Linked DNA regions of Mus musculus: region 2 is linked to region 1. A link is a contact called in ENCODE Hi-C data. All regions are on one chromosome and are shown on one strand. The core of a region is the stretch at or near the end of the contact, and the rest is flanking DNA. Distances in the headings are between cores, read along the strand shown.

Evidence for each region. A loop is a pair of places that touch in the nucleus more often than their neighbours do.
Region 2: a loop to region 1 is called in a map of heart, with 1.9 times the contacts of the local background. The contact joins the enhancer-like site here to the promoter of Peli2 in region 1. A Hi-C loop is called at or near these places in 5 of 37 maps with a recorded cell type or tissue (heart and left cerebral cortex).

The regions. Positions count from the first base shown.
Region 1 is chr14:48,117,242-48,122,786 of GRCm38, reverse strand. It overlaps Peli2 (pellino 2), which reads right to left and starts at 1,918. Exons shown (of 6, transcript NM_033602.2): 1 at 1,554-1,918. The coding sequence starts at 1,630.
Region 2 is chr14:48,187,187-48,192,124 of GRCm38, reverse strand. All of the region lies in intron 2 of Peli2 (pellino 2), which reads right to left. Among named protein-coding and RNA genes, the nearest start is that of Gm52144, 16 kb to the left of the region's middle. Within about 2 kb of position 2,589, at least 1 of the 3 ENCODE cell types and tissues checked has a DNase peak (open chromatin) inside an H3K27ac peak, as active enhancers do; it is heart, where a contact is called at or near this core.

The sequences.
Region 1 (5,545 bases), core at 669-3,168:
TGCCCTGCCTGCCTCCAGCTACTAGGTTAGAAACACTAAGCCATCATGGATCCAGGAAAAGCTTTAGTGAAGGATGAAGCAGGTGCTACAGGCAACGGTGTTTACAGAGACACTAAATTACAACTGTCCAGGGTGTAAATTCTTTTCCTGGCTTTGGAGTGTCCTAAACTTTTAGCTATGAACACAAACCTCTCCGGGTTTATTCCACACTGCTCCGAAACGTCTCAACAGATTGCCTCAAAAGGAAATAATGAAATGGCTCTGGCGTAAGTTAATCTTCTTTGTCAAATTCACAGTGTTAAGCATACTCTGAAGCCAGCCACATAAACAAAACCAAACTCCACAAAATTAGGCTGAGCTGAAGTTACATAAGACAGACTAAACTGTGGCTTCCCCCCACCCACCTCCCCACCCCTCCTCTTCCCAGCGAACTCTGACATCTGTCTCTTAAGTGCATGCAATTCCCATGCAGGTGCGGAAGGCGCTCATCTGCTGAGCTTCCAAATAAGCAGTGATCTTTCCAGTACTACCTTCCCCCCCCCACACACACACACAGAAAGGCTTGCAACAAACTGAAGGCTAGGAAACTTTAGATGAGTCTTTAAAAAAAAATTAAGTCGGCACTTACTTCAAGGTAGTAATCAAAACACGTTTCTCAAAGTTCCCAGAGCCTCTGCTTAGGGGTGAGGAGGGGGGCTTCCTCGCGTGCCTCTAAGCCCACCCATCAACACCCGCGTGGGTCTGAATACAGATCTTTCAACAGAGGACAAAAGCGCGGGTTCCCTGGAGCGGCACATCCAAAGGGAAACCAATCCTTTCCCTGCAGCACTACCCAAGTTGCTCCAGCTCCAAGAGTTTCCTGCACTTTCCACCTCCCCCCACCCACACCCTTTTCATTGCCCACTTTACCCTGCTTTAATCCTGCGAAGCCTCCCTCCTGGTTTATTAAGGGTAAACAATAGAAAATGTCACACGGAAACTCAGGAAGTAGATGAAGTCTCTAATTGCTGCCGTTTTAACGATTGTAGATAATTACTATCTTCAAAATGTGATTTTCACCAGCGGAGTGGGAGCCGAGGAGGGCAGGGTGGCGAGCTCCCCGCCGCTGGCAGGGCATCGGCAAGGCCGGGGCCCGAGGGGTGCAGGAGCCCGAGGGGTAAGGAGATCAAGGGGTGCGGAGACTCGAGAATGGAAACCCGGGAGATCCGGGAACCGTTGTTGAGAGGACCCGGGAAAACCAGGACCCGGTCCAGGCCCTCGGCCGAGCTCACTCCCGGCGCAAAAAGCGGAGGCCAACCAGCGGCCCGGGTCACAGACTGGAACAATGCGTAACCCCCGCGGACTGGGCTCTGGGCTCGGAGACAGGGCTCCGCGTTCGCGGTCGTCGGGAAAGAGAAGTCCCCAGTAGCCACTGGCTCCGGGCTTCACCGAGCGACCCCGCGTGGTGCAGGAGCGCCCTCCGGGCCGCGGCAACGAGCACCCCGGGGACCCGGGCCCTCAGGAGCGCATCCCTCTCCCTCCGCGACGCCCCGCCGCCCGCGTCCCCAACTCACCCCAGGACCACCAGCTCCCCGTATTTCACCGGCTCCTTGTTGGGGGCGCTGGGTTCCTCCTGGCCCGGGGAAAACATGGAGCCGCGCTCGGCCGCCGCCGCTGCCGCCTCCGCCGCGATCCCCGCCGAGTCCGCGCCGCCACTACACTCCCATCCCGAAAACGGGGTGAGCGCGCCGGGGAACGGCACGGCGGCGAACGGGGCGCTGGGCGGCCAGTCCCGCGGCTGCTCCGTCGTGGCTGTGCGCGTCGCCCGCCGGCTTCCCCGGAGCTATCCGTACGTTGGCCGCTACGAGCGGGACCCGGCACGGAAAGCGAGCGGCGACCAGAGCCCCGCGGGAGGAGGAGCGCGCGCCGCCGGGGGGCTGAGCGGGCTGGGCAGGTGGGACGGCCGCGCCGCCGCCCGCGTCTCCGCGCTCCCGCGGCCCCCGCCCGCCCGCCCGCCAGCCCCCGCGGCCCGCGAGCGCCCCGTGTTATGTAAACATAGAGTAAAGGGGAAGGCAAGCCCTTAAAGGGGCAGCTCTGTTTTTCTCCTCTCTTCCTCCGAAAAGTTGGAGCGTGGGGGTCTTCGTCCTCAGCCCGGGGATCCGGACCCCGCTTGCGTGAAAGCCAAGCATACTGCCCACCCCCCACCTCCGAGCTCACCATGCTGAGCGCACTGATCTGGGGGTGTCTGCTTTCAAAGCCAAGCCCTTGAGAGGGGGGCTTAAAAAGAGAAAGAATCTGCCCATGGGGGGGGCGCTAATTGAAGGGCTCCCCACCATTTCATGTATCAAGAGAAAGGAGAAAGAACGTGGGGGGGGGGTGAGAAAAGAGAGAGAGAGATGGAGGGAGGAGAGGGAAAGGGGAAAAAGAAAAGTTAAAAGTTACTTTTAATCCCTTATTCACATCTCTGTCCCTTCTTTCAACCCCCTGGGGAATTTAAAAGGAAATTACCTAGGTGGATTTTTTTTTTTTAAATGAAGACAAATGTTCCTTTATTTCCATGGATTAATCAAGGCACTGTTTGTATTTTATGCTTTCTTATGGTGCTGTGTCTTTAAAATATTGTAGGCTGTGATAGTTTTACTGACTGCTGTTTTTCATCATAGAGGAATTTATTATTCTAGCATTTATTAAGCCCTTGCAACATGCTAGAGACGCTACATATTATTGCCTGTCACTGCCTTTCCAGACTGTTAAATATTTAAAGAAATAAATACTGCAAAAGCTACCCAATGTATAAACATCGAGAGTGTGTGTGTGTGTGTGCCCGCGCGCGCGCGCGCGCGCACACACACACACACACACACACACACACACACACACATACACACACGTTTAGGCTATGACTCTAAGTAAGGAGTTAAAAAAGAAATAATTGCATGAGTAACCTTCCATTCTACTGCTCAGCGCCGTGCATGTATCGCTCTCTGACAGGCTATTACTGTAGTGACATGATGCTTTCTGTAATTTTACTTCAGTTAGTAACTGGCTTTTCTTCTTTTAATTGAGGCTTTGGAGATAAATTACTCCAGAATAACAAAAGCCACACTATTGATGAGCCAAAAATAAACTTTATTAGACGATTACCTTATTTCCGCTAATTACAGAAAGTCTATTCTTAGACTAAAGACAACTAGCTATCCGGCTTATTGTACAAATCCTCTGTACTTTTCTCTGTTATGAAAATGTAAAGGTTTAACCAGCAGCCCTTTTTTAGAGAGTTGAGCTCTTTCTCTTCATATGGTGTTGGTAGATTTCTGTATGACGGAGTGTAGTTTTCCTTACTCCCTAGTCCCACTTACTATATCCACTATGCGACTGTCAACAACCCTTTGAATCCCGTCACAGTTACCCATCTCCCTTAATTATAGTACCTCGCTCTGGCATGCGAACTTCCCCCAGTCTGCTCTATTGCTGCTACTGATCTCTAGGCTACAATTACCCCCTTCTCTCCTGGCATGCTGTGCTTTTGTGCTTGCATTACACTGTTCTGGCTCCATTTCTTCCTTGCTGCGCTCTGCATCTGCTGTTAGGGGGATGGAAACAAATATTTATTAACCTCCTTCTAAGTTCCAAACACTAGACTGGGTGCTTCCCATAAGCTGTCCCAGGCTTTGGCAGAGACACTCCATTGCTGGTCAGCTGGTCCAGACACCTCTGCCCTCCACCTGCGAGGGGGGTGGGGGCGCTTCTTTCTCTTCTCTCCCAGCATGCCTTGGGCATGTTGATGGTGTTTAATCGAGTTTGTCTTTATGAAAGTTACTTACAGGTAGTTCTGCTTTCTCTGAGTTTTTATATCTGTGGAGGCTTTGATCTTAGGCAGCTCAGGACTTGTAAGTGTATCGTTTCTGTCAATCACTGTTAGCCTTGCAACCCGGCAGACTGGGAAATCAGTCTGTTGAGGGCCTACAGGAATGCATGCATAGGACCACAGTCGAGGGAATCTGAATGAACAAATGGACCAAATAGGGACTGGTGGCACATCGGTGGTCCTGTGGGCTCTAAAGAGACACTCATCTCTACCTAATTATTGTCCCCTGAGAATGATTGCTCACTCTTACGTATGAAATCAATTTTAAAGTCCCCAATCCTGATTATGCATAAGCTTCTAATATTAAACTATCAGAAATGCATTTGAGCTTTTTGGACTTGTGAGCATAATATCGTTTAATTGTTTGGCTGCCCTTTATATGCAGTGTGGACCCATTGAAACTATAACCACTTTCTAAGTGGTTCCCAAATCCCCCAAGTCTGCTTTTGCTGATTTTAAGGGACGGCCAGATGAGTGAAAATAAATGAATACATCTCAAACGAGATCGAACAGCAGAGCTGTGAGTTTGTGGTGAACTTGACTTGCTCAGAGTCTATGGTCAGCTTTCATCTCTCTCTTCCTGTCCCTTACCTGGCCCGTCCTCTGCTTACAGCGTCAACCAGGAAGAATGTAATCACCTCCATTCCAACTAACACCAGGATTCTGACTGTAACAGGAACGTATCCCCTTCTGAATAATTGTTTTATTAGCTCCAGGCTGGTGGGACAATCTGGCTGTGCCATCTGCCAATCCACTGAGAACCAGGGTGGGGTTGGCTGTCCTTGCTACCCCTCACCAGCCCCTTCTCTTCCCTCCCTGCTGTCTGTCATGCATGTCCCCAAACCACTCCACGAGCCATGTTTTCTGAAAGAGCCCAATATGTACCGGTTTCTCTCCCTGATAGATCTACCTCTTTTGCTTTCAAAGTAGAAGCTTCAGCCAAATGGTCTATGTTTGCTTTGACATACTTTAAATAAAACCAACCATATTTCTAGGATGAAGAGTTTAACTTTTGATCACACCATATTTATGTTTACAACGTCTAAGGGACAAGTATGCGCTTTGAAAAATACATGTTTGGACAATACATGGTTTTGTGTGTGTGAGACATCAGACATTTGACTTTTACACTATACCCTCAGCTGTAGGCATCATGTGTCTTCTTTGCCAGGCATACAGAAAATGTGAGAAAAAAGAAATTTTGAAGGCCATTTTAAAAATCACCCATAAACTTGACTAGGAATAACCCTATTTATTATGATGTATGTTTCCTCCTTAAAACTTATTTTTACATCTTTATTTATTGATCGTGGGGGGGTGGGGGGGGGACGTACATCCTGAACATGTTTCCGGTCATTTGGTAGCAAGTTTGCATACCAAACTGCAGCCCCCCCTTTGTGTTCTAATTGGTTCCCTTTCCTCCTTCTGGTTTGCTTTCGTTTGTTTTGTTTTGTATTTGACATTACTCTAAAGAACTTATTATCCTACTTTTTCCTCATTTAATATCGTATTCTGAGTGGTTCTTTTACTACACGCTCATGATAATCTGGGAGGTGGGGTTGAGCAAAAGTATCAACATCTATTAATCATTCCTCCTTAATAGAATATATTTCAAATTATTTGCTCTGAGAAAGGTATTTGTATCTGTTACTATTTCACTGAAATGGATTCTACAAATAACTACTATATCAAAGGATG
Region 2 (4,938 bases), core at 1,340-3,839, 69 kb before region 1:
TATCAACCCCACCCTCTCCCACAGGCTCAGGACCTTTGAGACTCAAGGATGGCTGAGAGTCTTCTACATTGAGGTCTGTATGAACAAATCCATCTGTAACCTCGCATCCCTGCACCAGCATCACTCACTGGTTCAGTTCCCTGTGCTTGCCAGGGTGATCTTTACCTCCCACTTGTCTACAGCCCACTCCGTCTTCAGTGCCGCCCCAGGGCTCCACACCTTCGGAGAAGGGCATCCCTGAAGGTCACTGGCAACACCAGTGTGTTCTTTCAGGGTTCCCCTGCTTGGCCCCTCATGGACCACACCTGCTGCCAGCTGCTGGCCTTGCTGGAAGCCCCAAGTTCTCCTCTTATTCCTTGGGCCCAGAGCCCTTAAACACACCTTTCTCTCATTTTCTCCAGAACAGTTCAAAGCTAGGAGGGCGCTCACTCCCTTCATTTCCAAACACCATCAGCAGATGCCAGACCTCCTCACCCTGCACAGCCCTCCTCTCCAGCTGCAGATGCGCACTTCTTACTGCCTCCCCAGTCCAACACTTGGCAGTCTCACAAACACCTCAAACGGAGCGATTCCTGAACTCATTCATCTCTTCTTCCCAGGAACTGTAAGACCCCGAGCCTCCTGGAACACCCTTAATTCTTCAAGTCGACGGCTGTTGCCCTGCTAGCCTCCTTCGCCCTTACTGCATATCCCAACCATTGGAGGCCAGATCAAAGCATCTAGACTAACCTACATGAACGTCACTAAGTTGTCCTCTGCCCACTCAGTCTACAACATTACAGCCCCTTGTTTGCACACCAGCTAATCCATCTGCTATATTCACCACTGTGCAGCATGACTATTTTCACAGTTTCAAAGCAACCATTGATGTGACTTTCTCAATCAGACACCCCATCCATGCCTTGGTGTTGGTCCCTGGAAAGCCTGCCGGTACCTGCCGGAAACCGGGTGAGCAGAAACCCGGTGAGCAAGATCCTTCTGCTCGGCCCTGCTTCCTGCTGTGCTTCCCACCTAACCCTTGCCAAGGAAGAACAGGAGTCAAGCTTCTGCCTGTGCAGCTCCCCATTAGACACATGGACCCCAAATTCTTCTTTGGGAGACTCAGCTGGAAAGGCACTGTCAGTTGAAGTTGGTTTTCTCTTTGCTTAGAGTGTGAAAAAAGCCACAGCCTTGCTCCAAAACAGCAGTGTGATTCCCAGATTATGAGATGTGACCAGGTCACAAGGCTGCCCAGGATAAGGACTGTATTCCTCTTGCTCAAAATTACCTGGGTATCCCAAGAGATCCTCAATAATCTTTAATAAATTATAAAGCCAACAAAGAAGCTCAAACATACTATAGTTTAACTATCTTATCACACTCTGAGTCAATGCTCTGTCCTTTTAACTGTTCAACCGTGAGACCAGCAAAACAAGACAAAAACACCAAACCATAACAACAACAACAGCTACAGTTCTCACATACATAAAATAAACAAATAAATCTTTTTTTAAAAAAGTCTCTTCCATTTTTTTTTAGTTACTTTAACCTCTGTAGAAAAAAATATGAACTGATTGCAGGCAGATGAGATTGCTGTACACTATTTGCAAGCTGGACTCTTGGTTAAACACCCCTTGACATTAGCTCAGTGACAGAGCACTTGCATGAAGATCATGGTATAATTCTCAACACCACAAAAAGTAAACTAACTAAAACTGAATTTCCCTTGTTGCCTCCCCATAAACCCAGAGCAACTAGGCAGCCCTGGGAGAAGCTTGCAGTGCAAAAGCAATGATTTACTGCACCTGCAGGCAATGCAAACAATGGCTTTAGGTGGAGCCTACCAACACAACTCAATCAAACATATAAGGAAATTGTTTTTTCCTTCCTCCCTGGAAGTTAACATCTGTATGGGAGGCCTTTGAAAATGATGGCTGAATACATGTGAAATTCACTCTACAGAGCAAGAGGAGATTCAGATAGAGCACAGGGCTACAAACCATCCTTCATCTAAAAGAATCCTGCGTTACCACTTGGCCGATGACTGACAGAAATGGCAGCTCGGTACTACCCTCTCATCTACCAAGTGAGTCTACTCAATGCCACCACCCATGCAAGGCAGAGTTCCTTCAAAGGTGAACTTCAGGAAGGAGTCATCACAGTTACCCAAACAAGCCTAGGCAGAACTTGCAGTCGGGCTCAGTCCCTGGATCCTGGAGCAGTGGCCAGTATAGTTATTTGTATGAGATGCCACCCATACTTGTTAGAAATGCCAGTTCACTGTTGCACATGCCCTGAGAAATCAACAGTGTGTGTATGTGTGTGGGGGGGGGCAGAGTAATTTTATAAATGTATTATCCTACACAAAATCTCCCTTCTTGATTTTTCCCAGCAGTAATGATTTTTAATTAAGCTTTAATTTTTAATTAACTCTCATCCACGATAGCAGGACCAACCCCACGGTTCTAGGTCCTTTAGGCTGACTCTGCTTATGCCCCGATGTAAGGCGATTACAAGAAGCCCGGCTGAAATGCCTCCTGCCTAAACAAAAACAGAAGGGAACATCAGGGACCAAGCAGAAGGGCCGTGCTCAGTTTCCAAATATGGGTATGTGGGTAGGGACAGACGCTCAGATGACTCAACCATATCACATGACCACTCTCATGAGAAAGACTGTGGGCAGTCAGCAACACAGAGACTCTTGGCTCTCACATACAACTTTAATAATATTCTGTTTGCTTAGAGAATTATGTCAGGAAGCGATATGAGCAGAAATTAGTAAAATTTAAGAAAAGATATTTAAAACAAAGAGTGAAGTAAAAAAAATCTACTTCTTTGAATATAAGTAAAATATGTTAGCAAAAGTATACATATTAGGAATACAAATACCATAATTTGTAGACCCAGATCATTAAATGAAATACATTTTGTTTAATGTATTATCTGTAACATAGTAAATTCATAATGTAAAGAAAAACTTTGCTTATTTGAGAAAAACAGGAGTAAAAAAGGAATCAGTAACTATACATACACACATATGTACATACACACCACACAACACACAAACACACATACATACAGAAATGGCATTTCCTTTACCAACAGAAACTATACAACACAGGAGTGCTCTGTCAGCTATTGTAACCTTTGGTAATCAAATTCTAATTTTTGAAGCTATTGAAGGTCTTTACAGAAACAAACCATATCATAAAAAAACAACCTAAGTGGAGATCCTGTTGAAACAGGCAGATTCAATGAGATAATCCTTACCTCCAATTAATCTACCAATTACATGTAATCCCTATCAAATTTTCAAAGTGTCTTTTGGTGGCATCTGTCAACTTAAGAGAAACAAAGCCAGAACAGTTAAGGACCCTGGGAGAAGCAGGTGAGGGGACTTAGCTCACCAGAGCTGAGGACTGCTCACGGCAGTGTGGCTCTGAGACAGTGAGAACAGACCATGGACAGGGAGAGCACTGCCCACGTGGGTCCTAAGAGTTGCGGTCATGTTCAACATGACTAAGAAAGTGTTACAAGCTAATGCAGACTAAGAAAGTGTTACAAGCTAATGCAAGAAAGCACAGAGACGCCTTGTGATGTACACTAAATCAAAATCCTCCTATAGCTTACGACCTATGCAAAATAGAACTCAGATGTTTAAAGTTCCATCTATGAAAGTAAAACCTTAAAAGACATTATTAGAAACCATCTCCAGGGGCCGGGTGTGGTGGCGCATGCCTTTAGTCCCAGCACTTGGGAGGCAGAGGCAGGTGAATTTCTGAGTTCGAGGCCAGCCTGGTCTACAGAGTGAGTTCCAGGACAGCCAGGGCTACACAGACAAACCTTGTCTCAAAAAAAAAAAAAAAAAAAAAAAAAAAAAAAAAGGGAAACCATCTCCAGGAAGGAAGGACGGAAGGAAGGAAGGAAGGAAGGTCAGTCAGTCCTCTCCATTGCATGAGAGCAGAGAAAGATGATAAATAAAAATAAGGCACAAATGTGTAAACAACCAAAGAAACTTAAAGAGATTGGCTAATCTAGCTATTATTTTAGCTTGGGGATCAAACTGCTCAGTAAACACAGACCTGTCAGTAGCTTCTTCAGAAACCAGAATACACAGGAGGCTTAGGAGGTTATCATGCGCAAATAGTGACCAACAGGCTTTTCAAGGAACACTTACTTTAAGGAGGGAAATCATTTATAATATCACTTGGCATTCATCCTATTGATTTGACTTTCCAATCTTGGAAGTTTTATTTTAAAAGGGCATTTCTGTCATCCATTGCATTCACCTGTTAATACAGGCAACACTGTGCCTCCAATTTCCAACCCAGGAATCACGTGAGCACTGTGGAGTTGACTGGAAGCTATGTTCTACCCACTGGGATGACAGAGGCCATGCAGTGGTGTCGTGCAGTGAAGAGAATTATCTACCTCAGCCTCACAGCCATAGATGACAGACAACCGTGGTGCTCACTGACACACAGCCCTTGGGAATGGGATCCCAGACATCAAGCTATATCAGGCCTGACATCTGAGTTAGACCTAACCTACCAAAGGGCCTCCCCTGGAAATGGCCCCCAAAGCTAAGACAGGAATAAGTGTAATCTAAAGAGGTAGAAGTGGAGGTTCTTCTCATGAACTGTGCAGAGGAGGTGACCGAGTTTGGAGGACAGCTACCTCCACCTGTTCCATCAGTGCTAATTCGCACGACTGAAACCATCTCTGAGCTTTGAGCTGGGCTGCTTGCCGCACAGCCTTTCACAGAGCAAGCCCACTTCACAGCCACTGTGATGGCCGTGCGCTTCAGACATACTGTGGTGAACAGATGCCTGGGGAACCACTTCAGCCTCATGACGACTGTAAGGGGAGACAGGCTGACAGCAGGGGAGTGCCAAAGACATGAGGCATGGACGTGGGAAAGGAGGATGGCTATGGTGCTGGCTCTGCACCAGCACTGCT